Linked DNA regions of Mus musculus: regions 2 and 3 are each linked to region 1. The links are chromatin loops, found by intact Hi-C in ENCODE. Cell type or tissue: heart. All regions are shown on one strand. Links, peaks and the distances in the headings refer to the core of each region. The heading gives the core; the rest is flanking DNA. Region 1 holds the start of Lztr1 (leucine-zipper-like transcriptional regulator, 1). Region 2 holds the start of Pi4ka (phosphatidylinositol 4-kinase alpha). Region 3 holds the start of Crkl (v-crk avian sarcoma virus CT10 oncogene homolog-like).

Evidence for each region. Peaks named below come from ENCODE experiments on the same cell type or tissue, not always from the same donor. Only the 100,000 strongest peaks of a DNase experiment are listed, where the experiment ranks them.
Region 2: it touches region 1 in a loop (4-fold over the local background); 4 of 42 quality-filtered maps call a loop at or near these places.
Region 3: it touches region 1 in a loop (6-fold over the local background); 5 of 42 quality-filtered maps call a loop at or near these places.

The regions. Positions count from the first base shown.
Region 1 is chr16:17,504,586-17,514,706 of GRCm38, forward strand. Aifm3 (apoptosis-inducing factor, mitochondrion-associated 3) reads left to right here. Exons shown (of 20, transcript NM_001291070.1): 16 at 333-431; 17 at 1,099-1,174; 18 at 1,645-1,749; 19 at 2,314-2,334; 20 at 2,542-2,897. The coding sequence ends at 2,581. Lztr1 (leucine-zipper-like transcriptional regulator, 1) reads left to right here and starts at 4,098. Exons shown (of 21, transcript NM_025808.4): 1 at 4,098-4,633; 2 at 5,041-5,103; 3 at 7,481-7,537. The coding sequence starts at 4,443. In heart, for the core only: a CTCF peak has its summit at 4,407; DNase peaks (open chromatin) are centred at 4,146 and 4,366; H3K4me3 peaks cover 2,055 bases; H3K27ac peaks cover 1,615 bases; H3K27me3 peaks cover 251 bases.
Region 2 is chr16:17,399,262-17,409,382 of GRCm38, forward strand. Pi4ka (phosphatidylinositol 4-kinase alpha) reads right to left here and starts at 6,604. Exons shown (of 55, transcript NM_001373955.1): 1 at 6,373-6,604. The coding sequence starts at 6,537. It overlaps Snap29 (synaptosomal-associated protein 29), which reads left to right and starts at 6,739. Exons shown (of 5, transcript NM_023348.4): 1 at 6,739-7,098. The coding sequence starts at 6,862. It also overlaps the pseudogene Gm18793. In heart, for the core only: a CTCF peak has its summit at 3,783 (motif pointing right); a DNase peak (open chromatin) is centred at 6,640; H3K4me3 peaks cover 2,569 bases; H3K27ac peaks cover 1,841 bases.
Region 3 is chr16:17,445,952-17,456,072 of GRCm38, forward strand. Crkl (v-crk avian sarcoma virus CT10 oncogene homolog-like) reads left to right here and starts at 6,034. Exons shown (of 3, transcript NM_007764.5): 1 at 6,034-6,837. The coding sequence starts at 6,527. In heart, for the core only: no CTCF peak of the experiment used is centred there; a DNase peak (open chromatin) is centred at 5,980; H3K4me3 peaks cover 3,758 bases; H3K27ac peaks cover 1,981 bases.

The DNA.
Region 1 (10,121 bases), core at 1,295-9,294:
CTTTGGGCCCCATTGTCTTCCCTCTTTACACCTGCTATATCTGATCTACTGTCTGTGTACACAATTGTGAAGTAGATCACAACCCCAGTAGACCTTTCAGATGTACAACACATCATTCAAAGAGGACTAATGTAAGTGGATCTCTGGGGCCAAGCATTCCCCTCTGTACCCGCTAACTACATCCAAAGGTGGGCTATGGGCTGAACATGATTCTTTTTTTAGGAGGCCTAGGCAAAAAAATCATACCTGTCAAGGGTCCCTAGAGTGGGCTGAGGGCAGGCAGCCGGGTGGTGAGAGGAAGGATTGAGCTCTCACCACCCTGGATTTTTCAGGGCGGGTAGCAGCTCAGAACATGCTGGCACAGGAGGCTGAGATCAACACGGTACCCTATCTGTGGACTGCCATGTTCGGCAAAAGCCTTCGCTATGCTGGTAACTAAAAGCTTGTCTCCTGGGGATGGGGTCCTGAAGGCACTTCAGGATTAAGTATGGGGGTTGGGTCCAGTAAGAACTAAGAATTGGCAAATAAGAACTGGGTTGGCTCAGGTGCATACTGCACTCCCAGCAGTTCAGAGGCTAAAATGGGAAGATCAGGAATTGGAGACCAGTCTGAGTCTTAGATGGTAGAGCCAGGAACTGCTTAGGAGGAGCAGAGGGTTGACGAGATGGCTCAGTGGGTAAGGGTTCTTGCTGCCACACTGATGATCTGAGTTCATTTCTTAAAACCCACATAGTGGAAGGTGAAAAATCACCTCCTGCAAATTGTCCTCTGATCTCCATACATGCATGTGTGCATACACATGAAATAAATAAATAAATGTCATTAAAAAAAAGTCGGAGTAGGATCCAGGTATGGTGGCACAGGAGTTTAGTCCCAGCACTTGAGAGCAGAGCCAAATGGATCTCTTGAGTTCAAGGCTGGCCTGATCTACAGAGTGAGTTTTAGGACAGCCAGGGCTACACAGAGAAACCCTGTCTCAGAAAAACAAGAAGGAGAGAGAGAGGAAAGGTGGGGAGGGAGGTCTGTTGTTTAGACAGGAGCTAGGGAGCCTATGAAGACTGTCCCCCTTCCCCAGTTCACATGGGCGCCCTCCCACAGGCTACGGAGAAGGCTTCGATGATGTCATCATTCAGGGGGATCTGGAGGAGCTGAAGTTTGTGGCTTTTTATACCAAGTGAGAGCAATGGGGTGCGATGGGAGCATGGAGCAGTGGGAGTGCTGTTGGGAATCGATAGTGTTAGCAAAGCAGCAGGGGCTAAAAGACAAGTGAATGGCCGCGTGGGGGTGCTGGGCAGGAGATGAGGAGGAAGCAACAACAGTCCTCCCGTGCATCAAACAATACTGTGTCTTCTGGATATTTCTTTGAGGTAAGTGTTGACACTGAGGCAGGTAGGTGTCTACAACAAGGAAAGACAAACTGGTGTAGACAAGCTGATGCTAAGGCTGGGCCCATCCCTGCGCTGTGCCAAGGGTTTCTTTGGGCAGCTGACAGTGCTGGGACCAAATGGAGGGCTGGGTGCTCAAGACATCTTGTTTCCCTGGACAAGAGCCTTCCCGGCATCCCAGGTGGACCAGAAGGTGTTAGGATCTCAAGAAGGACCACTGCTGCTAGTGGTCTCAGGCTGGGGCTCCTTCTCTCCATAGAAGTGACGAAGTGATTGCTGTGGCCAGCATGAACTACGATCCCATCGTATCCAAGGTGGCTGAGGTGCTAGCCTCAGGTCGAGCCATCCGGAAGCGGGAGGTGGAGTGAGTGCGGGTGTGGGAGACTGTAGGGTGTGTGTGGGTATCCTGGATAGGATCTATTAAAGCTACCATGGCAGCCTGTTGCCCGCTCAGTCCTATAGAGCTCTTCTCCTCACTTTCAGTTCCCATGGTTCCTGGGTGAGATGAGGGTGAATTTGGTTTAGAAGTTGACAGGATATGATTACAAAGAACCGGGTGTGTGGCCCAGAGAGGAGCCAATGTTGGGGAGTGGGGGGTGGAGGCAATGTGATTTGTGCTAAGCTTGGCAGAACTTAGGTGGAGAAACATAGTAGGTGATGCCCCCAGATATGCCATCCACAGAGAAGTGGGGTGGTTACATGACATCTGGGAAGCAGTGGACATGAGCCATTACCATCATCCCAGCACAGTGCCAGTGAGTCCCCAGTAGCTTAACCTGTGTACAGAGAACTTCCCAGGACCAGAGACAGGCCAGAGGTGACTGATGGCTATGTGTCGGGGTAAATCCTAGAGTGGAAGACTCAGAGTGGATCTGATAAATGATATACTTTCTTTGGCCTTCTGTTTTTCCCTCTTGCCTTCGAAAAGGTTGTTTATGCTACACAGCAAGTACGTGCATTGTTTCTTGTTGACTGTTCTCAGCCTTTCTTCCCCAGCCCAATGACTGAACCCTCCCACCTTGCCCAAGTCCATTACCTACGGGGCTTTGACACAGATCAGTCTCTGCTGCTGTATTCAAGAATCATTGGCTCATGGTGCCTAGAGTGGGGAACCTGTCCTCTTCTGCCCTGACCCATCCTCCTCTCATTCCTGCAGAACCGGTGACATGTCTTGGCTCACAGGAAAAGGATCCTGAGCTCTCCTGTGGTGGACTTGGGCAGGCCTCTGGGGTACCAAGGTCAGAGACCAAGTCCTGGGGCAAGTGCCAACTCCAATTTCCCAGGATCCCTCACTGTGGAATCTGAGTCCTCCAAGGCTTGCCTTGACCTGTCTGCCTCGCCTCCAGCCAGGCTACCACAGCCTCCAGAAGATGGTCCATTCCTAATGCCTCAGCTGTCACTGACAGCTGGGTGTAGAGGCAGGACAGGCTCTGCCTTGGTTTCCTCTACTAGGACGATTTTCCCAGCAAGCCCCTTCAACATTACCTTAAAATTAAAACGCATGTCTCAGCAGAACTGTGTCCTAGTGTAATTGGGCCGACACTTAGAGCCAGGCATGATGTGACACATCTGTAATAGTGGCACTCAGGACAGAGGCAGGAGGGTTAGAAGTCTCAGTCTTTTGTTTTTTTTTTTTAAAAAAGCTTCACAAGCCAGAGACAGCTTTTGTATTTGTCCACTTAAGAGAGGTGGGAGCTGGGTCCTGCAGACTCCATGCTGCCACAGAAACCTGAGCTCAGACCAGGAGGTGGTGGCGCACACCTTTAATCCCAGTGCCCGGGAGGCAGAGGCAGGCAGATCTCTGAATTCAAGACCAACCTAATCTACAGAGTGAGTTCCAGGACAGCCAGAGCTACACAGAGAAACCCTGTCTGAAATAAAACAAAATGAAAATCACCTCATTGTTATTAACTCACAAATACACTCTGCTAGATTGCAGTAGTCACTCAAAAACCTATCCAGTTGCATTCTGTATATCTCTAGGTTTTGTTTTTGTACAGTTAGGATAGCCATTGTGAAGCTGCTCTTGACTTTTACTATTTTACATTTATAAGCTCTTACCAAAAAAATATGAAACTAGACCAACTGACATTATATCCATTTCACTACATGTGTCCCTTTTGCCTGAACTTCCTGAATCATTTCACGGGTGATTCAGCTGGCAGCAGACTACAAATAAAACACACACACACACACACAAATTGTGGTGTAGCCTAGTGGCAGAGTGCATGCTGATCAAATCCTAGGTTCAAAACCCACAGCAAAACAGAGAAAGGGGCTGGAGACATGGCTCAGTGGTTAAGAGCACCAGCTGCTCTTCTGAAGGTCATGAGTTCAAATCCCAGTAACCACATGGTGGCTCACAACCATCCGTAATGAGATCTGACGCCCTCTTCTGGTGCATCTGAAGACAGCTACAGTGTACTTAGATATAATAATAAATAAATCTTTTAAAAAAAGAGAGAGAAGGAGGGGGAGGAAGAGAGAGGAGAGAAATAAATGAAGATACTGCTCTCAACTGAGAACCCAGAGGTGCCCCGCCATCGAGAGTCCCAGACAAGAATGCCAAGAGAGAGCAGAGGGGGAGCAGTGAAGATCAGGTTTGGGGAGCACAAACAGAAGGTGGACAATTGAGCAGCTCGCTTGCAAGTCCGAAACCTCATCCTGGAGGAGGGCGGGGGGATCTTCCGGGAGACAGCAAAGCCCGACTACAAGGCATGCCGGGAGCGTGTAGCTCGCCGCTGCCTTGAGAATGTCAGTGGTTTACTATGGTCTGAGTGCGTATCCTGAAAGAGGAAACCCAAATCGAGACTTGGCCAGAAATACTTTCCAGAATGTGATGTGCTCGATATACGATAATGCGAGGAGCCGGGCTGCCAGGTTCCTCGATAGCGAGCCGCGTCGCGGGAAGCGCGAGGTTTGTCGGGAGGCCCGACAAACCGGCCGGAAGTGCTACACCAGCGGCGCAGGGCTCTCTGGGAAGTGTAGTCCTTTGGCTCTGCCCGGGCGGTGGCCGTGAGTCCTGCAACCTGGCGGCCTATCCAGCCTGAACAAGGGATGGCTGGCTCCGGAGGCCCCATTGGGTCCGGGGCCTTGACAGGAGGGGTACGCTCCAAGGTGGCTCCGAGCGTGGACTTTGACCACAGCTGCTCAGACAGTGTCGAGTACCTGACGCTCAACTTTGGACCCTTCGAAACAGTGCATCGCTGGCGGCGCCTCCCGCCCTGTGACGAATTCGTGGGCGCCCGGTACGACAGTGTACAGGGATCCTGAAGGCACTGGTAGTAGGGACGAGAGCTGGTCTTAGGACGGGCTGTAGGGACGAAATCCCGTGTGATGTCTTGGAGTATAGATTGGTCGTTCCCAAAGCTGAGTTCCCAGGGAACAGCACCGTAGTGATTCTAGGCAGGGTACCAGACTTGTGTTTCTGAGGATCCTGTTTGGGTCCCTGAGCTGTGAGGTATGAGTGGGAAGTCTGAAGCGTCCCCGATGTATGTCCTTGCTGTCTGAAGAACTGAAGGATCTCTATAGATCTTAGCAGTTGAGAGGCTTTGTCCAAACTTATGTGGTAGCAACCATGTGTGTAGTCCCATTTCTTGGGTGCCAGCTGGGAGAGTTCCGGTCTCACCACCCTTCACCCCTTCTTTCTTTCTAGGCGCAGCAAGCACACAGTCGTGGCATATAAGGATGCCATCTATGTGTTTGGTGGAGACAACGGGTGAGTTTGCCTGTTTTGATGGAAGTGGTGGCAGGGGATGATGACAGAGAGAGACAGAGGATGGGAGTCATTAGCTATGCCTTGTGAGCCTCTGTTTCGCCATCTGTGTGGTGCTTTGCCCTTGATTCCCATGTTACGGTGAGGAAGACCCTACCCCTAAAGCCCTTTTATCCAGCATTCAAACGGCAGCCTGTGCTAGGTTCATGGAGATATCCTTGTGTTGAAAGAGGAGACAGCTTTGGAAGAAACATGCTAGCCCTACTGGCACTTTTCTTCTTTCCCTACACTTCTCTCTAGGCTTTGCCCAAATTTTTGTTTTGTAACATCTCTTATGGGGGGAGGGGCGCAAATGTGGAGATCAGACAACAGCTAGCAGGAATCATCTTTCTCCTTGTATGGGTACCAGGGCTTGAAGTCAGGTTGCAAGACATGGTGGCAAGTCTTGTTGAGTCATCTCACTACCTCTAAAACAGTTTTATTGATGCTGTACACACATTTGGTGGAGATTTCCCTGTGTTGCTTTAACCTCCTGGAAAATAATATTCCTGGAAATGACCTAGTAAGCACATCTCCATGCACATAGACTTCCACCAAGTAAGCTGAGGTTATGTGTTTACATATGACTCCCTCCTCTCAGGCCTAGAACCTGGCCTAAAGCCCAGAACAGGCACTATAGCCTTGGTCCTGTAGACTACATGAGGTAGCTGACCTAGAGCAAGTGAGATTTTTCAGGTCTATTAAGACATACAAACTTGGCCATGACTGTCTGGGATTTTAGCTCATTTCCACAGCCTCTTTCTCCAAGAGCAGTTGGGGATTCATGTACAACTGCACATCAGAGTGCGCGTTAATTGGTTCACAGTCCTGAATGCCTCTGTCTTCTTTGTCCTAATAGGAGGGTATGGCCTGCTTGTTAGTGCTGTCCTGTCTGTTTGATGACCTTGTCCCCATCCTTGTTGCCTAGCCATTTGCAATGTTGTTCCTTCCCTTCCACACTTCTGTCCTCTTCTAATGTTCTTTTGGGTGAGGCCTTGTGCCCTCTTATCTCTTTTAAGTGCCACTTGCCCCTGGTGTTGGCCGAGATCCATTTCCTTACTGTTTCCTACAGCAGTGTCCAGATGTAATCATTTACTAAGCAAAAGAAAAGAACGAGCCTTAGTAAGAATTTCTACACCAAAAAAGGCTGGCAGCTAGCATAGAGTGGGTAGGACATTAGGACTGCTGTCCTCAGCATCTACTGGAGCAGGTAGATAACTATGTGGTAATAAACAGAAGTGGTTTCAGTATGCAGTTTCAAAAGAAAAGTTAAGAGAAGGCCAGTTACACATTTATTTGGCTGTGACTTATGATAAACCAGGGGGCCCTCCATTAACAGAGTGGAAAGAAGAGTTCCTTCTGGGCAGTAGCAACTTTGGGTCTTGGGAAGGTAGGAGCCAGGAAACCTGGCAGTGGGGGTGAGGCCTGGTCAGTTAAGTTAGACTCTTGACGGTTACAGCAGGGGGGCTTCCTTATCACACTGCCTCAGGTAGACTACAGTCTCCTGGTTTTAGGGAAAACTGTTAGGTTTTGGGATCAACAGCTTTCGGTTTATGAGGCTTTTGACCTTGGTAACTGTTCTGGTTTGCCCCGGTCTTTGGGGACCTAGTATAGGAAATTAGTTTAAAACAGTAGTCTCCCATAATTTTGTTTAACAAATGCCACTAAGTTTAAGTAGGGGGTTAGATGAGGAAGGGCAGGAACTAGACATGATACTAGCATCTCAGGTTTGACTTCTTGGCCATAAAATGAAGTTAGGAAGGGCACCCACCTAGCTCAGCCTGAGCAAGGCAGGGAGAGATGCCCTGCAAAGGCCTGGCTTGGAGGGGGTGTTTGAGTTGGTTCACCTTTTTTCCACATCAACGAGTTGGTAATATGCCCAACTTGCATATTAAATGCAAGCTGACCCAGTGAGCAGTGGAATTACCTCTGATGCAGTTGTCATGTCAGATGGCGGCAGATGGAAAGCATGCAGGTCTCCACTGATGTTTGAGCCAGAGTGTTGTCATTGCGGGGCAGCCTGGGAAGGGTTCAGTGCAGGACAGGACTTCTGGAGGCTGGGTGAGGTGTGAGTGAGGACGCCAGCCCTGGGCCCTTGAGTGGGCCACTGGTGGTGTGATCAGGCTGGCCTTGCCTGTGTGGGAGCCCTAGTTGCCCATATCACCTAGTCATTAGTTTTGAGCTTTGGACATTGACGAGTTGTCTGACAGGTCAGTGAGTCAGGCCCTTCTTACTGCCTCCAACCCTAGATGCATGCCTTCTCCCATCTTGAAGATCCTGACGAGGTGACACCTTGCAATATCCTAGCAGCTGCCATTCTTTCTCTCTGATTGCCTTTCAGAAAGACGATGCTCAATGATCTTCTGCGTTTCGATGTGAAGGATTGCTCCTGGTGCAGGTGGGTAGCCCCTGGGCCCCAGGACCCTGCCTGTCTTCCTGGAGAGCAGCAGCACTGGGCCAGATTTACTGGCTGAGAGAGTCAGCTCAGATGAGAGTCTTGAATGGCTTCACTTCTCATGGCTTTCTGTGAGAATGATTATCCTAAATTATCCCAAATCCTGTGAGCTACAGGCTGCCTTTGGTCTGGTTGGTGGAAAGTAGATTCTGACTTGGGTGGGACCTTCGATCACTAGAATTTGTCCTGGGCCAGGAGCAGCTGTGAGATCTCAGGGTATGGACAGGCCTCAGCTTAGACAGTTTTCTCAGAGTTCCATCTCAAGGCTGTCAGCAGAGCCTCTTGTCCAACCTTTGTCTCATAGGGCTAGTTACGTGCCAGTAGACCCCACACAGTTGTTGCGCAACTGTGAAAACCCTATGAATGACAACCTCAGCCGTGTGGCCTTGGACAGGAGCTGCCTGCCTTTGTTTTCTGCAGCAGACCTGATCTGGCAGCAGCTGACAGCTGATGGGGAGACATAGTCCTGAGGGTCAGGATGTACTGGGCTCGCTAGCTCCATCATCTGCTCACACAGGAGTACAGTGCCACACAGCCCCTTCTGCTCCATGCTCTGTAGTCTGTAGGACATGCCCCTTGGTCCCTAGCAGCCTTCTGGAGTGGGGTCTCTTTTGACAGGAGGATTCAGGGCTCTGGCGATTGTGTGACTGCCCTGAACATTCAACCAGGCTGGGTAGCTCTACTTGGCATCATGCACTGTCTTAGTTAGGGCAGGAAAGTGTTTACCTCAGATTACTATTCTGTGTCATAAGGAAGTCAAGGCAGGGACCCAAGGCAGGTATTTGGAGTCAGGAACAGAAGCCATGGAGGAATGCTACTAGCTTGTGCCTCACGATGTGCTCAGCCTGCTTTCTTACACCACCCAGGACCAGCTGGCTGGAGGTGGCCCTACCTACAATGGGCTGAGGCTTCCCACACCACCAATAAAGGAAATGCCTATAGGCTTGCCTGCAGCCCAATATTATGGAGACATCTTCTCTATTGTGTTTCCCTGTTTTCATATAACTGTAGCTTGCATCAAATTAACAAAAACAAACAAGTAGAAACAACAAAACCCCACCACCAACTAGGACACCCACCTCTGCTTGGTTTCCCCATAGCACCAGCATAGCAGCTGCAAGTGTTTCTCTTGAACTTGATCTTTACACAACTGCTGCAGATTCTTCTACCTCTCTTTCCTTTTCTGGATACAAAACGCAGGGATTAGTGCATGCCAGGCAAGCACTCTGCCTCTGAGCCGTCTCCCCAGCCTTCCTTGTATTTGTTTGTTTGTTTTCTGAGACAGGATCTCATGTGTACCCCAGACTGGCTTCAGACTTGCTATGTAGGTAAGGATGACCATGACCTCTTACCCTGAACCTGAGAGCTGGGACGACAGGTGCCTGCTACCATGCCCGGTTTATGTAGTACTGGGCATCTAACTTAGGGCTTTGGCTAGGCAGGCTTAGTGCAGGCTAAGCAAGCACTTTATTAATTGAGCTCCATTTCCAGGTCCAGTCCTCAGTTGATTTTAATGATTGCTTTGACTGGCCAGCGAGATGACTCGGCAGGGAGAGAACTTGCTGTGCTGGCCTGGTGACCTGAGTTCTGCCCTCAGAACCTGAGAGAAGGTGGAAGGAAAGAGCAAGCTCACACACAGCTGCCCTCTCACCTCCGCAGGCACACACGGGATTCTTAGCCAGGTGCACAAGGTGCTAGACAAAAATGAAAACCACTTTGAAACTTGGTAACTGTCAGTCAAAAGGTGCTTAAGAAAGGCAGACAAAGTGGTATACACCTGTAATACTAGCACTCAGGAAGCTAACACAAAAGGATCCTAAGTTCAATAACAACCTGAGTTCAAGACTGGCCTTCCCCAGTTCTAAGGCTGTAGCTCAATGGTAGTAGTGTTTGCCTAGCATGTCCAAGGTCCTGGGTTCATTACCCAACACTGCAGAAAATTCACATACAGTCAGGTATGGTGGGTGTAGACACTTAACATTTTAGTTTTGAGAGGGAAGCAGGAGCTTTGCAAATCTGAGACTAGCCTGGTTACATAGCAAGACCTCAAAAAACAAGCAAACATGAATTGCTTAAGTTGAGCATTGTCTTAGTTAGGGTTTTACTGCTGTGAACAGACACCATGACTAAGGCAAGTCTTATAAAAAACATTTATTTGGGGCTGGCTTACAGGCTCAGAGGTTCAGTCCATTATCATCAAGGTGGGAGCATAGTAGCATCCAGGCAGGCATGGCACAGGCAGAGCTGAGAGTTCTACGTCTTCATCCAAAGGCTGCTAGTGGAAGACTGACTTCCAGGCAACTAGGGTGAGAGTCTTAAGCCCACACCCACAGTGACACACCTATTCCAACCATGTCACACCTATTCCAACCAGGTCACACCTATTCAACAAGGCCACACCTCCAAATGGTGCCACTCCCTGGACCAAGAATATACAAACCATCACAAGCATAGAGGTACCTTTCCAAAGTCCCAGCATCCTGAGACCAGGACCAAGGCAAATTCTGTTGCCTACTTGAAAAAACAA
Region 2 (10,121 bases), core at 1-8,000, 110 kb before region 1:
TGAGGCTGTAGCTCAGTTGGTAGAGTACTTGCTTGCCTAGGAAAAATGAAGCCCTGGGTTCCATCAGTGTATAAGTGTATAAGCCAGGCCTGTCTGTATACATGCCTGTTATCCTACCACTTGGGACATATCCTAGCACATATATCTAAGAGTCTTACGGTTAGTTCCCAAATATGGTAGTAGTCTGAGTAACAGGCTCAGGATACCTCAGTAGATAGGGACTAACAGTAAGTTTGACTTGCTGCTAGTTAGACAAATCACCAAATTAGAACTGTTTCTTATTTTCTTGGGCTTCCACATACCAGTAGACAGTAGTAGATCAATAAATGCTTTCTGAATGAATGATTTAAGTAATTAGAGAAAAAATATAATGAGCAGTCTCAGGGTGGTCTCATAGCTTGGGATTAGGGTAGAGGAAATTAACATAGCTGTGGCATACAGAGGGACAAATGTGGGGAAAGTGTGTTATTAAGGTGTCTCAGGTGCTAGTCATGTCAGAGTTGCCTGCATTAACAAGAGCTAAGCTCAGGTGACAGGTCTGGTCTCAAGCACTGAGCCTTTGTAGGTTAATATGACCTGTACTAAGTCCTCTAACACCTCTCTGAAAGAAAAGAGAGAGAAATAGAAAAACAGGGGCTGGAGAGATAGCTGCTTGGTAAAGAGTACTGGTTGCTCTTGCAGAGAACTTCTAGGTGCTGGCCAGCTCACAATCATCTGCAACTCCAGTTTCAAGGAGAACGGATGCTCTCTTCTGAGGGCACCTGGCATGCACATAGTACACATACACACAGGCAAAACACCCATAAGTGTAGAAGTTAAAAAAAGAAGGAAGGGAGAGGGTGAGGGAGAGGCGGGGGGGGGGGGGGGGAGGGAGAAGGTCAGTTTCTCAGCACTGATCTTCACATGTCTCCATTTTTGCTGTCCTAAGAAAGCCCTCCAAGATCTTCTAAGATTTGCCCTCATGGAATGGCTAAGGGCTTCTTATCAACTATTTTAAAGTAAATGGATGAAGTGAGCAGGTGAATCTGCTAGAACTAAACACAGCAATTCCTATCCTAATACAACCTCAAGACTTCAGACAAGGGCCATGCACAGCAGAAGTAGGAGGACAAACTGCCCCAAGTTCAAGCCTAATCTACACAGCAAGGACTACATGCCTCATCTACATGCCTGCCAGGATTATATAGTGAGAAAAACAAAACAACACACACACAAAAGAGCAAAGCAAATGATCCAAGATGATTCCAGGAAGTCACAATAAACGTCGAACAGCCACCTACAGAAGCCTACTTTACCAAGTTGTCTCAGGGGTCCCACAAACATACTGTTGTATTCACAGCTAAATTTATTTGTTATACTGAAAAATTGGAAGCAAGGAGAAAAGACACAGGTCCTATTAGGAAAATGCACAGACTTCCCTTGTTTTTCTCCATCCTGTGAGGTTAAACACATTTGTTCCTTGTTACTACCAAAAAAAAAAAAAAAAATTTACAGTAGCTGGTATGCCCAGAGGCGATCCTCGTTAGCTTAAGTTCAATTTAAGTTCGGTGCAAAGAGCCAGGCTCATTTCATTATGTAGAGAATGGCAAGTAATCAAGCTATGCCCGATACTGTAATTAACCTATACCGCCTGGTACCTCCTTCAGGTTTTTTCATGGCCTCTATGCCACAGACTCAGAATTGTGTGGTATACTATCCTTCTAGCCCAATAGCTCAACTAAGACCAAGTCCTCACTGTACAGCTCAGTACACTCTAAAATATGATGGGTGCTGTCTGCCCAGATACACCTAGACCATCACTGAGTACTTTTGAGAAGCTTCCTCCTGAGTCATACCCACATAGTGTGTTACTAACATACCAACACAGGCAATGGGTCTGTATCCTACAGCTGCCGCCGTAGTGGAGGCTATTTCCACTGTCCATACCATTCAGAAGTCTGCAGTTCTCAGCAACACCTTAACACACTGTCACAAGTGACTATACAACAGTCGGCTGTTCATATTAAGGTCAGAAATCTAACACTGTTTCCATGCTAGTATCTGGCCCACCAAAGGAGCAAAAGCAAATGCTGGGTAAACTATTCTTTCCTCTTATTTAACCCACGCCTCCTGCTCTTGCTGATAAAAATCAACGTGAAGATTAGTAACTGAACTATTTCACAGGCTGCAGTCTCTATAGCCTCTCTGTTCTAAGGCAAGCTGTAGCTGTACTGCAAGCCCTCCCAGCTAAAGAGGCTGCCCAGGAAACTGGCAATCCAACTTTCTAAATTTAACAAGAGACCATGAAAAGAAACCCATGCTTCACTGAAGCTGGAGACATGAATCAGTGGCTAAAAGTACTGGCTGCTCTTCCAGAGGATGTGGGTTCAAGTCCCAGCAGATACATGGCAGCTTACAACCATCTGCACCTCCAGCTCCAGAGGATCTGAAGCCTCTTGTGGCCTCCATATGCACCAGGCATAAATGTGGTGCACAGACATGCAGGCAGGCAAAATTCCCACACATGTAATGGTTTTGTGGTTTTTTGTTGTTTTTATTTATTTGTTTATTTATTTATTGGTTTTGGTTTTTGAAGACAAGGTATCTCTGCGTAGTGCTGATTTTTTGGTTAGTCACATAGTCATCATATACTTAGCAACCATCAAACAGATCTCCAGAAGAAAAGAAGATATTTACATAAATCATATGCCATACACAAGAGACTTAAGGCACAACAAATCATGCTTATCAAACAGTTAATAGAAGTAACAGTTCAAATGCCCAAATTCTCAGATACCAGCCATGGGCCAAACTCACAAGCAACCCCTGCAAAGACAGTGGCCTTGGATCTGTTCTCTTAACTCTTTTGCATAAAGTGATTTCTAAGTACTTTCCAAAACAAGTGTTTTAGGAGATGCAGGGAAGTATTAATTAACTTTACATTATACTGTGATCTTGACAACCCAAGCAATTATGACAAAAAACAAAACTAACAGTTACAATTAAAGAATATCAAGGTTTTGTGTTGCATTGATTTGGTTAAGGGAATAAAATCGAGTGCCTTGTTAATGATAAGCAAGTGCTCCTCCAAGCACACTACTACTGACCTACATCCAGGGTTCCTATAATGTCCTTTTAATTGTTTTCTTTACATTTATCTAGCGTGTACATCTGTGTCTATCGTCTTACTCACCTTGCTATGTTTTTATGACTAAGGAACAAAAAGAAACAAGTTGAGTTCAAAGTGCACTTCTCAGTTGCTGAATGAAAAAGAAAGCTATTACTGCTAGAGATGCAGGACAATCTTAAGAATCGTCCACTTCAGGAGCTGGAGGGATGGCTTAGATGTTAGAGGCATAGGCTGGTCTTCCAGAAGACATGGTTTGATTCCCCACACACATGGTGACTCATAAACACCTATAACACTAGCCCCAGAGATTCTAATGCCTTCTTCTGGCCTCCATAGGCACACCATGCAAGTGGTGCACGAGCATATATGCAGCCCAAATACTCATACATATAATATAAAATAACTTGAAGAATCATCCAGTTCAGATTGACAAGATAACCAGGGGCCATTGTACCAAGACACTTGTCACCAAGCCTGAAGACCTGAGTTCAGAACCCACATGGTAGGTGGCAAAACAGTTTCCATGAGTTCTGCCCCGCCAATTCCCACTTCTCTAAATAAATGTAATAAATTGTTGTTGTTGCTTTAAGGTGTATTATTTTTATTTTATGTGCATTAGTGTTTTGCTTATGTGTGGATCTGTATATCATGTGCATGCAGTACCCATGAAGAACAGAAGAGGGCATCAGATCCCTAGAACTGGGGTTACAGACCATTGTGAACTACCATGTGGGTACTGAGACTTGAACCTGGATCCTCTTGGAGAGCAGCAAGAGCTCTTAACTGCTGAAATATTTCTCAAGCTCATCCTAGGATGGTTTTTATTCATATCTTTTTATTGATCTTCCTAACACCCCTACCAAGACCTGTTCTGTGGTTTGGTTTTTGGTTTTTGCAAGAGAAAATCAACACGTGGAACTGACCTGTCCAGTTGTACTTGTGTAATGGCACTCACCTTCAACCCCAGCACTTGGGAAGCAAGCAGGTGGAGCTCTGTGAGTTAAAGGCTAGCTTAGTCTACTCAGGAATTCTAGAAAAGCTATATTGTGAGATCCTGTCTCCACCAAAAGGATGGGGGGAAGAAGGGGTGTTTGCTCAGTTCATGAAGGCACATGCAGTCAAGCCTGACAACCCACATGGTGGGAGGAGAGAACTGTTACCTGCAAGTTTGTCCTGTGACCTCCACATGCCCATTATAGTATATAACAAACGAACAAACAAACAAACAAAGATGAGGGGCTGGACAGATAGCTCAGCTGTTAGGAACACTGGCTGCTCTTCCAGAGGACTCAGATTTGATTCCCTGCATCGATGTGGTTGTTCACATGATTCCAATTCCAAGGGATCCAATGATGCCTTCTTCTGACCTCTGCAAGCACTGACACATATGGTGTACAGAACACATATGCAGGCAAAACACTCATACACATAAAACAAAAAAGAAGTTTAAAAATACAAGTAATAAGGGAATGTAAATTTAGATGGTCTTACCATTCAAACTCATAGTCTTACACACACACACACACACACACACACACTGCTGTCTTTCCCTGCTTGAGTCAGGATCTTGATATGTTGCCTAAGTTGCACCACAAGTCCTAAACCATCTTTTATTTTTTAATTTAAAAATGTTGGGGGATGGAGAGATGACTCAGCACTTAAAAATACTGACTGCTCTTCCAAAGGTGCTGAGTTCAAATCCCAGCAACCACATAGTGGCTCACAACCATCCATAATGAGATCTGATGCCCTTTTCTGGTGTGTCTGCAAACAGCTACAGCATAATTATATAATAAATAAATAAATCTTCTTAAGATGTTGTTATTATTTATTTGTGCTTGTATGTGCTCATGCATGCAAGTGCCCATGGACACCACAAGAGGACTTTCTGATGCCCTAAAACTGGAGTTACCTTCAAACATTCAAGCAGTCCTAAGCTGCCAGACATGAGTACTGAGATACCAACTCCCTGAGTGAACAACAACTCCTCAGCACCTCTGCGGATACTGGGCTGTTCCTGAGTAGCATGGACTACAGGTGCATGCTACCATGTCCAGTCTGTATTCATTCTTTAGCCAGAAGTCGGGTTGGCATTAGATCTTCCAGAACCTGTTCACCTTGCAGGTAGGTGATACAATCAAGTTTGAAAACTTACAAGGTCAAAGACCAGGTCACTCTGCCTTTCCACTTTTACCCATCAGCGCGCAGGTGCACATGTCACCCAGGTTCTTTCCATCTTTCAGAAAGTTGAATGGACAGACAGCCCCCTCCCTTCAGTGCTAACATACTGTGCTGAGTCTATTTACACATTCCTGGGCGAAAAGCAGCTGACTATTATTGTTCATCCACGTTGTGCCTGGCCTTAATATGTAAACTCATCAAAGCTTCACAGGTTTTATAGATAAGCAAATAGGCTGTTAGCATGCAAGTTTCTTCCTCAAGACTGCACACAGAAATTGTAAATTTAGTCAGCTCTGACTAAAATCTGTCTTCTTCCTATCACAACATCCTTTTGTTGTTGTTTGGTTTTTGGGTTTTTTTTTTCCCCTAAAAGAAAGCGGTTAGCCTCCTTAATCCTGGGGTTCTACCCTTCACCACCCACCCAGTTCACCTCTTATCCCAGGTCCAAGCATATCTTTTATCTTCCAAGATAAGGACTGGCGTGTCTTTCTCTTCTGAAGCAATCCTGAATTTAGTTCTCTGTCTACTAACAGTCCACTGCATATTCCTGCCACTGCATCTTCTCGAAACTCATCATCTTTTGATCCAGTCTAACGCTACCATCTCTTAAATAATAATACGATTTGCATAGCTGTCCTTCTCCACAATCCAGTGAGAAGGGCAAAAAGTGTGTAGGGGAGGAGGGCGTCCCATTTCATGAGAAAGACACCTCTCCAAGGTCATTGAATGAAAACAAAAAATCGGGACCAAAAGCCCGGATTGGACTCTTGGTCCTTGGCTCATCCTACCACGCCTCACAGGCAGTCACGATGCTGCCACAACCCCCGCGCCTGAGATGTCACAGCGGTAGTCCGCCCGCCCACAGCTCACTGCCCTCCCACTCCCACCGGTACCAGACCTCCCAGCGTCCTGTCGACTTCCCGACTCCTCTCTTCACCAGAACCCTCTCCCACCGACCTCCCTACATCGCTGCCACCTCTATTCAGGAGCCCCTCTCTAGTCGCAAGTAGCCTTCTCAGACCCAGCAGCGTCCCGCCGCTTCGCCACCTCAGGCCCCTCCTCCTGTCAGTACGCAGGGTTACCTTCTCCAAGGATGCTGGTCTCTGCACAGCCAGGGAGCGGGCCAGTGAAAGTACTGTGTTGAAATAAAAGCCTCGAGAGGTGCTGGAGCCAGAGCTGGACCCCGAGCCGCCGCCGCCGCCGCCGCCGCCACCGCCGCCTCCTCCCCGGGCCCCAGCAGCCGCCATCACAGCGCACGCCCCGGCGCAGGCGGCTGGGTTCACAGCTCTGGGCTCGCCACCACCGGTCCTTACTGCGCAGGCGCAGAGGCGGCCGACTTCCCGGCCACCTGACCACCTGACTCCTCCCCTCTCCCCTCCCCCGCACTGGGTGGGGCCTGGTCCCCCTCTGCCGCTCCGCCGCCGGGTTGGCTCTGGAGGCGGGGCTCTAGCGCAGTGCTGGCGGAAGTAGTGCGCGCGGCGTCCACAGTGAATCCGCCCGCCGGCGCTGGGCTATCGACTCCTCGCTCAGCAACCCCTCCTGCTTCCTAGGTGCAGGCCGTCTCCCGCACCATGTCTGGCTATCCTAAAAGCTATAATCCTTTCGACGATGACGTGGAAGAGGAAGACACCCGGCCCGCGCCGTGGAAGGACGTCCGCGACCTGCCTGACGGCCCCGACGCGCCCATTGACAGGCAGCAGTACCTGAGACAGGAGGTGTTGCGCAGGGCCGAGGCTACCGCTGCCAGTACCAGCAGGTCCTTGTCTCTCATGTATGAATCGGAGAAGATCGGAGTCGCCTCTTCCGAGGTGAGCCTGGGGCAGAACTGAGCTAAACCGGCCAATCAATGCGTTATAAAAACGGGATGAAGAAATATTTTGTTTACGATCTTTTGGTATTTTTCTAATTGCCTACCGTAAGTTCATGGACATAGTGTAAAGAATTATGTATCAGGATCACCTGATGTTTACCTCTGGAAGCTTCCTTATCTATTATTCTGCGAGGTTAATTTCTCCCTCGCTGCCCTGCCCTCATGTCTAGTTAAAAAGTAAACTCCAAATAATGTTCTGTGTGAGAGTAAAAATGCCAAAGTGCGGCCTGTATTTGGGAAGTAGTGTCTGTTTCATTTACATATAACTTGTTAGGCAGAAGCCTCAAGCTGTTCCTCTCTAGTGGCCCAGTTAAAGTGTGAACTGTGTATGCTTCAAGTGCCAGGTGGTGCCTGAAGTACTGACGCAAAGGGAGCCTGTGTTCTTCTTCTCACATCCTTGACCACTTTTCACCTTTCTAATGGGAATATTTAAGTCCCCTCGCCTGGGCTCCTGCTCAGGAAACCAGATCCTGAATTGAGTCGACTCTTACCTTTGTAGACCGTGTGTTATTGTGACAGCTCTTTCCATCCATAGAAAATTTCAGCAACTAGGAACTTTGCTTTCCTTTAATTTACCTGTATTTGCATATGCACAGTTTAAGGGTGTCCCCTGAAGCCGGAAGAGGGCACCAGGGAATCCCTTGGAGCTGGAGTTGACAGATGGGTGCTGGGAACAGAAATGGTCTTCTGAAACTTCTTTAAGACCTTTTCTTTTTGAGGAGTTCGGCTTGGTGGACAGCCTACCAATGAAGCCCAGGCTGGTCTGGAACTTAGAATTCTTGGTCTCAATCTTTCTGATACTGGGATTTCAGGCATGTACCATCTTCTCCAGCATAAAATAAAGATTATTCCAAGACACCAGATTGCCCCTAAGTCTACTGGCAAAATAGTTGTTTTGGCAGAAGAAGAAATTACTGATATATCAGCCAAGAATAATCTTAAGTATTTTACAGTTTTGAAATGTAATAGTTGAAACAAAATACTGTCTTTCTTTACCAGTCTTCATCTCTGATCTTTGGCAAGTGTTCTCCTCTGGGACTTGGACAGATCTCTGTTGTTTTCTATTGCCACTGTTTGGTATTTTACCTTCTCCTACCTTCCCTGTTGTTGTCTCCCTGACGGCTAATGTATGTTCTGCCTCTAGGAAGTTGTGCTTCTGTGTACTGGATTCTTAATGTTCCACTCCAGATCAATTGGAGTCCTACAGGTCTTGGTGAACAGGTCACTTTGTATTGAGATAAGTGATAAGTTCTCACAATGTAGCCCATAGTAATCCAGATTGGCCTCGAACTCAAGATCCTCTTTCTTCAGCCTCCAGAGGGCTGAGGTCATAGACATTCACCAGATGCCAATGCAGGTAGGTCCTCTTGAAGAACAGAAAGCACTCTGACCTGCTGAGCCATCTCTCCAGCCCCAAAAGAGAACCTATTTTTTTTCTCTCAATCGTATCAATATGTAATTCTGACTGTTCTCCAACTTTATGTAGACTAGGCTAACCTTAAACTCAGCCTGGGAGTGCCGAGGTTCAAGCCACCACACCAAGCACTTTTATTCTTTTTTAACTTTAAAGTGAGGTGTTCTTTACATATTGGCCTGTATATTATTTAGTAGTATTGAAGGTTCTTTCATAGTTAAATACAATGAGGGGTGGTTTGGAGCCGGGGAATAGGCTAATGGTCATATTATATGCCATTAGATGGATGACCTGTTTATGCAGCAAGCCTCCTAATAATGAATATCATAATATTTGCTTCCTACATGAACATCACCACCTGGCCAAAGCCACTCCCCTTCCTAGGATACTCTGCCCCTCCTAGAGCAGTATAGCATACTACAATGATCTTCTCTGGAGCCTGATTTCTCAGTTCAGCAGAGCCCAGCAACGAACAGTAGACTAGGGTTTCAATTGACTTTGCACCAACACAGTGGAAAGGAACTGATGTTTGGTAATACTGACACATAACGTGCTCAGCTGCCTTGCCTAGCACACGCTCCTCGGAGGCCTACTCATCCTTACATCTTTCCAGTGTCTGCCACTGAAGCCACACTGGGCATTCAGTTCAGAGAGGTCAGAGAGACAGACGGCATCCCTCATAACCTGGAGGAGTGGCAAGGCAAACTCCTCAGGTTTTCCCCAGTTCGAGTGACTAAATCCATTGCCATAGATGTACTCTTGTTTTCTAGAAAGCTGGTGGGAGCAGCATTCCCAGTAAGGGCTTCCCAACCAGACCTGCTCCTCCAGAGTTGTTCATGGTGACTCTAATGCGTCCAATTTCTGTTTCTGAATGCACTCCACATCAGGGCAATCTCTGGCTCACACAGAACCCAGCAAGCTCCATGTTTACTTGGCTATCCAAGCTAGAATCTGTTAGTGTGAGTGTGTATTACCTTGAAAGAGATAATGAGAAATTTCGTTCTCTCTCTGTTTCTCTCTCTCTCTCTTTCTCTCTTTCTTTCTTTCTTTCTTCCTTTCTTATTTTTTCCTCTCTTTTCCTTTGTGAAATAGTATTTGCCCAGGCTCACCTCCATCTTGCTGATCCTCCTGAGTTCAGCTCTGGAGTACTGGGATCCCATGTCTGTGCTACCCCACTGCTTAATCCCCAGTCTAAGATAATTAATTTCAGAGTTCTGAGTTTAGTGCGCTGACCCCAGATTGACATCCATGTACTTATCAGTTCATAGCTAAGTTTAATTTCAAACTCATTATGAGGCCTACCTGATGTTCCAGGATGCCTTAGTTGTAGATTGCATTGTGATCTGTGGGGCTCCACATCATTTGCTGGGTATTTCCTGCTGGGTCTCATGGGTCCTACCCACACCCTTCTGTGCTTGACACACAGTTCCACTTCCCTTCAGTTACTCCAGCTGCCTAGACTAGCTGCTCTCTTCAACTGAGGCATTTACCCCACCCACCCTTGGGACTCCCTGTTATATATATACTCCTTAAACCAGGCCAAAAGC
Region 3 (10,121 bases), core at 1,029-9,028, 59 kb before region 1:
AGCCATTGAACAAGGGGCTTCCCCTGAAATTTGGCTATCCATGCTTAAGACTTAAATGGCATCTGAGTTCTCTGCTATTGCGTCCCACGGATTTATGGATCCATTGCACTGGGATGAGAGATACTCAACGCTCATTGATCAGCACTTGCACTTCGCTGAGTTCTACTAATTCGTTTTTTGGCTGGCCTCTTTTATAGAGTTCGCCCTAGGTCATTTGGCAGTTACTGTCACATAGTACTGCGGTATCCAGAGACAGGCAACTTTCCTCATGTACAGACCAACCTAAGACACGGGACCCAGTGGTGATAGAGTTACCCTATGACAGGAAAGGCTGTGACATTGGAGGAATGACCTAAGACAGGAGCCACAGCAGATGGACATGACTGCAGAGGCCTAGACCAGCCTCAAATTTTAATAAAATAAAAAGGGGGAGATGTGGAGAGCCATGCTGTGAGCAATCGCCATTATAAGATGGCGCTGGCTTCCACTGCGCCTAACTAGTAAACAAGCTTTATGCACAAGTGCAAGAGTAAATTCACGCCCAGTCACTGCCCATCTCGGGGCGTAGTAATGGGGTGATGGGCGAGCAACTAATCAGGTGCTGTCACACCACATCAAGTGCTGAAACGTCACGCTGCTGGCTATATAAGCAGCACCATTTTCCGGGTTCGGGGTCTTCCTTATGTTGAAGCAATAAAAGCTTTGCCGTAGAAGGATCCGGTTGTCCGAGTGAATTCTTGCCGGCGAGATACTAGCTCGGGCAAGAAAGAACAACAACTAAGCAGGTTGAGCTGGGGTTGTATCTCAGTGCTAAGTCACGTGTAGCATGGACACGGTGCTAGATTAAATTCCTAGCATTAAAACAAGTCGTTGGTAATAGCAGCCACCCTGAAAGGCTCCTCGGTGCTTCTCCCTTTCCCAGACGGACACTAGTAGGCAGGCAGAGCTTGGCCGCCTTTGCACCTAACTCCCTAAAATGCTTCGTACAGTTGTAAGAGTTTATGCATATACATGATTTTCAGGGTCATAGAAAAGGTTGCTTTTCCTGAAGCTGACTGAGGGAAATCTTAGTCCACACTGGCTTGATAGTCTAACACAGTAATTTTTTTTTTCTTGATGACAAAACACAATTTCATCTGGTCTCCATGGAGCACGTGAGGAAAGATCTCCCAGAAAGGTTTCTGAAGAAAATATTTCTTTTGCTCTTAAAAAAGGGACCAGGACCATCCAGGTGGCTTGGTAAAGGCACCTGCTGTGAAGCCTGAAGACCTGAGCTCAATCCCTGAACCCACATGAAAGCCAGAACTGATTTTACAAAGCAGATCCCTGACCTCCACACATGCACCATGTTGAGTGTGGTCTCCACACCCTAGAAATAACACATTTTAAAAAGATTTACTTATTTTATGTGTAGGAGTGCTTTGCCTGTGCATGTGTGTTTACACCACGTGTATACGCCATACCCCAGGAGATCAGGAATGACAGGATCCTATGAAACTCTAGTTACGCTATAGCCACTATGTGTGTCCTTTATAAAAGCAATTCTTTAGCCCCAATTAAAAAAAAATAATAATAATAATTTAAAAAGGGAGGAAGCGGGGTGCTTAGGATTAGGTGTGATACTGTACTCCTGTGAATCCCAGCACCCTGAGGCTAAGGTAGAAGAATCACAATGTTGAAGGCTAGGGCTTCATAGGAAACCCTGGTTCCAAAACAAACAAACAAACAAACAAACAAACAAACGAACAAACAAACGAACGAACCTGCAGCACTGGGGATGTAGCTCAATGCTGGAGCATGGGCCAAGCACAAATAAGTCCTGAGTTTGATCCATAACATTGCTACCTAAATAACTAAATAATTAAATAAGGCATTGTCCTGACTGGGAGTGAGGATTGGGATGGTGGAACCCTCTTTCTCTCTTCTCCGTTACTCTGAATAAAGTCAAAATGAAGTTAGAACAGGGGAAATCCCACAGAACCAGCTCCAGAGAGCGGCTATTCCATCTGTCTGCCGAGCAGGCTTTTCCCTGACAGCATGTCCTGGGAAGTGACAAACCCTCTTACTGCTTTGGAAAGGGTGTTTATAGCTTCAGCCACAAGTGCACTGGCTTCCCCATGGTTGCTGATCGTGCTGGATCTTGAGTCCCTAAGGAGGAATCCTTCAGAGACCCTGAGTCGCTGCCATCAGGTACAGACTGGTCTGACTGTGGTAAGGGTCAGAGCTGACCTCAGTCATCACCGTTTCTCAGGGAGGCAATGATGCGAGAAACTGAGTGGGGGGACCTGGATGGCTCAGGGAGTTAATCGTGAATTATGTTTTGTGACTTTTCCTGTGGAGATGTGAACTAATGTCTGTCCACCTCAAATAATGTGCTACAAGAGACCAGAGACAATTCTACCAAGTCCACACACTGTCTACAGATTTGGTCTTTCAATGTGTCTGTCATGCATACCTCGAAATCCCCCCTGGTACTTTCTTATAATTTCATCTTTGTCCTAGTAGAAGGATGGGAGAAAAGGGGAGGGGGAGAAGAGGCAGGAGGAGGGGGAGGAAGAGTAAGATAGCAATATCATTCTAAAGTTATGAAGGAGCTAAAGAAAAACTCATTAAGAGTGCACTCGCCACCATTCTCCTTATTGGGCAGCTCACAACCACATGGAACTCCAGCTCCAGGGGAGGGGCCAATGTTTTCTTCTGCCTTGGCACCCACACACATGTGGTATACACTTATATAGACACATGTACATATTTATATTATTACTACCCACAGATTTATGTGGCTATAAAGCTTGGTCAGAAAAGCTTTTTTTTTTTTTTTTTTTTTTTTTTTTTTTTTGCAGTGGACAACTGTTGATGTACAGATTCATAACTGGTCAAAGTCAGATAATAAGAGACTATGATCTCAGAAAACCGAGAGAGAGAGAGAGAGAGAGAGAGACTATGAACATTCAACCCGCACACCTCAGGAAACATGGAGGGAGCAGAAAGAACAGAAGAGCTAGGGGCTGGATAGATGGTTCAATAAGTAAGAGTGCTTGCTGCTCTTGCAGAGAACCTGGGTTTCTCTCTCTCTCTCTCTCTCTCTCTCTCTCTCTCTCACACACACACTTTAAAATACACATTTGCTGTTGTTATTTTAGACAAGGTCTTGCTATACAGCCCTGTCAAGCCTATAACACTCCATGTAGCCTAGGCTGGCCTCAGACTCAAAATGATCCAACTACCTCTGCCTCCTGAGCTCTGGGATTAAAGATAGGCAGCATTGTGCCAAGCCAAAATACAAATCTTTTTTTTCAAGATTCCAACGTTATTTTTTCCTAAAATATAAATCTTCTTTGTTGTTGTTGTTGTTGTTGTTTGTTTGTTTGTTTTTCGAGACAGGGTTTCTCTGTGTAGCACTGGTTGTCCTGGAACTCACTTTGTAGACCAGGCTGGCCTCAAACTCAGAAATCTGCCTGCCTCTGCCTCCCAAGTGCTAGGATTAAAGGCATGAGCTACCACACCTGGCTTATAATATAAAATTTTAAAAAATAAATAGGGAGGGCTGGAGAGATGGCTCAGCGGTTAAGAGCACCGACAGCTCTTCTGAAGGTCGCAAGTTCAAATCCCAGCAACCACATGGTGGCTCACAACCATCCGTAATGAGATCTGATGCCTCTTTTGGGTGTCTGAAGACAGCTACAGTGTACTTACATATAATAATAAATCTTTAAAAAAAATAAATAGGAAGAGAGTGGCATGAAATATCCTGTTCTAGTCATGACATGGTAGTGGCCCTCATGAACTCACAGCTGGTTTTCTGCACAGGATCAAGCCCATCTTCAGAATTCTCAGGAAAAAAGCCAGGTGTGTTGGTATGTGTTTGTGATATCAATGTTGGAATGCAGAGGCAGTTACAACTTTGCCATTCACTGCTTAGCCAGCCTAATCTACCTGGTGGGCCCTATACCAATGAGAAAGCCTATCTCAAAAACATGATGTTGCCTATGCTGGCTTCGAACTTTCCATCCTCCTGCTCAACCTCTGAGAGAGCTAAGATCATAAGCCTGTGTTATTTTTTCTTCTTTTTGTGGCAGGGTATTTTTAATGTACCACCACTGGCCTGTGTGTTAATATATAGACCAGGATGGCCTCAAACTTGGAACTAATTGAATCCTGCCTCTGCCACAAGAGAGCTGGGATTATACATGCACCACCAGAGCTGGCTAGAAGATAAGTCCTGGAGGTCTCATGGTGAGGCACAGAATGACTGAATAGCCCATCTAGTCACTGATTTGAACTTCAACCATGAGTTGAACTCAGTCAAATTAAATATCTGAGCTATACAAATTTCACTTGCGACTAGAGCAATATGAAAGCATGTTTTTATTTATGTGTGTGTTGTGTGAGTGCAGGCATGTGTATTACCACTCTACACAGAATTTTAGAGGACACCTTAAGTTGATTGTCCTTCCATCTTCAGACCCAGGGATCCAATTCAGGTGTTTAGGCTTGGCTGGCAAGAGCTTACTTCCTGAGACATCTTCCTAGCCCCCATGAAGCATCTCTGGTTATGCCAAGTTACAAAAAGGCACTAGACCTTGACATTTTCCCCTTCGCTTACTTACCACTGGGATGGAATCACCAGTTATTACCCTACAATCTAAGAATTGCTAAACATGGGAAATGTAAACGGCCAGAACAAGACTTTAGTGATAGAGATCTAAGTAGGAGTTCTCCTGTATTCCTCACTTTTGAGATTTCTCCCTCCCCTAACTTCCTCCCCATTTTTGTTGGGTTTCATAGAGCTCAGCTGCCTTGAACTCATGATCCTCCTGCCTCCATCTCCTAGTGATGGGATTATTGGTATGTGTCACCACCACTGGCTTGGGACATGCCTTCCTGTTTATCTAATTTGGGAATGCTATGACCAATAATCCAGCATCTGTTTTTGTGGTGATTTTTCACAATAGTCATTCATTTAACAAATTTCTGATCATTCAAGACTAGATGTGGATTTAAGGCAGGCAAAATATAGGTAAATAAGACAGTATTCTGTGGTATTAAAATTTCATCCTAGCCTGTTGGTGGTCAGAGTTAGTTCCAGGACAGCCAGGGCCACACAGAGAATTCCTATCTTGATAGATAGATAGATAGATAGATAGATAGATAGATAGATAGGCCGGGCAGTGGTGGCGCATGCCTTTAATCCCAGCACTTGGGAGGCAGAGGCAGGCGGATTTCTGAGTTCGAGGCTAGCCTGGTCTACAAAGTGAGTTCCAGGACAGCCAGGACTACACAGAGAAACCCCGTCTCTAAAAAACCAAACAAATAATTAAATAAATAGGTACTAGTCGGGTTGGAGGGAGAAATATGTCAAGGGAGGCAGAGCTGAAACTGAGCAACGTGGAATGGCAGGAAATGAACTGTTGCAGAGCAACAGGCTTCAGGCCAGACACAGGTGTTGCATTTCACTTGTTACACTTTACAGCCGGTAGTGTCCAGTCATCCTCACCAACACACTGTCCTCCTCGTAAAGTATTAGTCAAACTGATCTTCACCATCATTCCACGTGTACCAAGGAGGATCACCTAGGGCAGGCGTTATTTGATAGGTTATTCAGTAACCTATTTGATGGTCACCTCACTCCCTAGGTCATGCCCTTCCTGAGCCACCTGATTTACCAGGGCCTTCTGGCTCGCAATCATCTGACGGCCACGCCTTCTTGGCCGGACACTCAGCAACCACTCTACGCTTTGTTCACAGAAACAGGTTTTCAAAACGCTGTTCCCTCTCGGCTCCAGCTGTTTTCCTGCCAAGCCCGGGAAGCCTGACAGCAGCAGCTTCTCGGCGGCTGCTTTGCGGTCCAGGAAGGGCCTGACCCTCTGCCTCCTCCCGGAACGCGGGAGCCCGCGCGAGTGGCTCACGCTGGGACCCTCGCGAACGCACTCCTGATTGGCAGCGCCCAGTGACGTCAAAGGAAGGGCCTCCGCGGTGGAGGGGGTAGAGCCCAGCTCCGCGCGTGCGCAGATTGAATGCGCTGGACCAAGGGGGAGGTGCCCGGCTGCTTCTCCCGCGTCCGCCATTTTGTTGCTGTGGCTATTGGGAGCGGGCTGGGTAAGACTGCTCGGGAGGCGCGACTCTTGTTGGAGTGCGGTGCTTCGTGTGACCGCGGGGATCGGTGCAGGCTCTTGAGGCTGTGGAGCCGGCGGCGGGTTCCAGGACAGAAGTCACTGGAGCCTCCCCTGTACTCCGGCCAGCTGAGAAGCCCGAGGCGGCCTCCGCTACTGCTCAGCTTCGCCCACCTCGACCCCGGGGCTTTGCCCAGTGTTCCCGGACCGGCTCTCCGTGAGGCGGCCCGGTGCAGGAGGGCGGTGGCGGAGGATGCTGCGGGGCCCGGAGCCTAGAGGAACGTCCTGACCAAGCCCTCTGATTGTTCCTCGAAGTGTTCTGAGAGGCCCTTCCTCGACCCCAAAGCCGACAGCGGGTAAAGGCTTCCCAAGCAAGAGAGCCGCAGACGCCGCCCATCCCCGAGCCCAACACCATGTCCTCCGCCAGGTTTGATTCTTCAGACCGCTCTGCCTGGTACATGGGGCCAGTGACTCGCCAGGAGGCGCAGACTCGTCTCCAAGGCCAGCGCCATGGCATGTTCCTAGTCCGGGACTCATCTACCTGCCCCGGGGACTATGTACTGTCCGTGTCCGAGAACTCGCGTGTCTCGCACTACATCATCAACTCCCTGCCCAACCGCCGCTTTAAGATCGGGGACCAGGAGTTTGACCATTTGCCGGCCTTGTTAGAGTTCTACAAGATCCACTACCTGGACACTACCACCTTAATCGAACCGGCGCCCAGGTACGCGAGCTCCTGCCCTTCTCCGGTTCAGAACTTGACCGGATGCGAAGGGTCGGTCAAAGATTAAATTTTGGGGGTAGGGTAGGGGATAGAACTCCTTTTCCTCATTCTAAATCAGAAGACATTCGGATTATAAGGCCAATATCAGGATCTGGGTCATTGGATGAAAGGATGCATTTTATTTAGACATTTAGCAGTGCTGCTTGCATTGTTTAAATGCACCCCTAACCCCCCACATATATACACAGTTTTGCCACTTTACTTGACTGTAATACTAATGCAGAATGCTTATTAACGACGCTAAAAATATAGACTTCCTTGAGATTCTGAAGATAGCCATGACTCCTCCTTTCTCGAAATTCTTGTACACCATTTAAGGTTTTTGTAACTCCTGCATTTTTCAACTAACTTTAGGTTACAAAGTGGCCTTCGGCCTTTGGAATAATCCTTAAAATGGATCGAAAGTGTAGAAATCTCAGAATCTGATTCTCTAGCACTCATTTTTAAAACTGGGATTACCAAGAGAAGACAGTGGGATTATATTTGAAGAAATTTGTATCCTCACCGTTCCTTCCTCAGGGGTGGGAAGTGTATTTACCTAAATTCTACATTAATTCAATTTTAGTTTTTTTTTTTTTTGTAATTAAGTCTAGTGGTTTAACATATGCTTTAAAGACCCCTAAGTAGAGCTAGCTGAGATAGATACACACCCCTAGTCCCCTAAGGAAAGAGGACCTTGATTCCAAGTCAGACTGAGCTGTAGCAAGACCCTGTCTTAAAGAGAAAGATATTGATCCCCAAGTGTTCTCTTTTTCAAGTAAAATGCATTATTTTATAATTTGCTTTAATTTCCCTAACGAATATCATCAAATGATACAGTGTGAATTGAAAAGGTGTCTAGAGACTTTAAAAGATATTTTCCTGCCCAGTTTATTTCTAAGCTATTTTCTAAAAAAAGAATTAAAGGCTGATTTAGATTTTTCAGGGTGAGGCGACTTCATAAAGGTGAAATTTGCTCTGAACTTTGAAAATGAAAAGATACTATAATTAATTAAGGGCACCTACTTAAATCCAAAGAGTTTCTTCTTTAGGATAGAATAATGAAGGTGGGGTGGTTAACCGTTGCCAGACCGAGTGGATTTTAGGAAGTGTGGAGAAGGCTAAGCCTGATGATGAGTGAGGGGAAGTGTTTGCAGTGAAAGCTGGGTGACCTACCTGCCTTTGGTTCCCACCAGGGGAATGTGAACAGAGAGCCCACCCCCACAGAGTTGTCCTTTAGCCTCCGTGTGCTGAGTGAGTACTCACACACAAAGAATTGTTAAAAATGTAAAACACAGAAAAGTGACTGTAAAAAGTGATGTGTTATCCAGATGAGAATATAAAATTCTGTGAAACACGAAGTTCCTAGTAGATGCTGGCAGGTGCTGTCAACTTGAATCATCTTCAATGTAAGAGCTTGAAGAGACTTAGGATGGATAGTGTTTAGTCGTATATTTAAGTAAACTCACTTCTCGAATTGTGAACATTATGTTATTGACTTCAGGCCTTTATTAAAACATGCAACAATGTGACAGGTGTTGGAGAAAGTTTAAGTTAATTATTAGAGTCACCTCAAAGAGGGAAATATATACTGCAGTGGCTTCCTGCTAGTTACAAGATCTGATTCTACTTCATGTGTCTTCTCAAGTACCAAATGTAATTTTCTGAGTTTTTCATTAGCTCTGCTTGACACACATTCCTATCTTTTCTGTTTTGTTTAATTTCCAGATGAAAGTAATAACCAAATCATAATTATCCCTAACTTGATATCACTGTCCCGTGTACAGCTGCAAATTGTACATTATAAATTTTGGAATAGATGGCAGTGTACCTTGGGGGATATTCTTTAGTATCTCAGCTTAAATATAACAACTACTAATATTCTCTTAATTGATGTTATGCTTTATGATAAAGAAATTGAGGGGAAAACTGAATATCTGTACAAACACATAATTAACAAAATATGGTAGAAACACTCCTGTTGATTATAATCCTAACTGGTCATGTGGCCTTACTGGATACTCATAAATACCCCTCTCTACTACATGTTGTATTTCTCCACCCTCAGCGGGCACCTGAGGGCTTGCCTTTTCTGGAGCAATGACCTATGTCTTCATTCTTGATGGTTCTGTGCCTTTTGTCATCCTGCTTGGATTAGGCTGTTATAGTTACCCACTGACTAAAAAACCTAGGACACAGCACTAAGAGACACCCTAAAGGATCGCCTGTATTCCAGACATCATCTTTCTTCCTCCATTGTGGAGAAGCAATCCAATTCTCCCTTGGTAATCTGGACCAGTTACCCCTCTTAACACTGTTTTCCTTTCTTAGCCTGTTGACGTAAGGGCATCAGATACCCATAGTGGCCAGAGGGAAGCCTGAGCTTCCATGTCAGTGGAATGTTTGTAGTGTCTCCTGGCAGGAACCCTTCCCCCACTGGAACCAAAATTTCTAAGACAGCAGAATTTAAAGTTGCCAGAACCGGAAGCAAAAAATTTCCTAGTGGGTGATAGTGAGTGGGACCATCTCCTCTTTCACCCCTTGGTTCTTGAACCCATGGGTAAGCTGCTGCTACCTAATCTAATCTGTACTGTAACTGTCTTCAAAAGGCTCTTCCATCTCCATGTCAGACCAGCAGGCTTCATGGTAAGACCAGTGGATTTCATGTTTATAGGCCCACTGTTGCAATTCTTGGGCTGTGAAGTAAGTTCTTTGGTTAGAAGCAATACTCTGTGGAATACCATGATTGTATTAGTCATTCTATAAGTTCATGGATCGTGGTTTTGTCAGGAAAGGGAAATCTATAACCAGAATTTAAGTATCTACTCTAGTAAGGACAAAGGCTTGTGCTTTCCATAGAAGAAGTGATCCAGTGTAGTCAACCTGCCACCCGCTCACGGACTAGTTACCCCAGGGAATGGTGCCATATCTGGGACTTAGTACTGGTCTCTGCTTTTGGCAGATCTGGCACTCGGCAGCAGCTATAGCATGGTCAGCCTTGGTGAGTGGAAGTCCATGTTGTTGAGCCCATGCGTAACTTCCATCTCTGCCAACATGGCCACTTTGTTTGTGGGCTCATTGGGTAATAGTAGGGATGGCTAGGGGAAAAGCCTTGTCCACAGAATGGGTCATTCTATCTACTGCTTGATTAGTGAATTCCTCCTCTGTATAAGTCACCTATTGTTGGACATTTACATGAGACACCGTATCTTCATATTCTTTGCCCATTTATAGAGATCTATCTG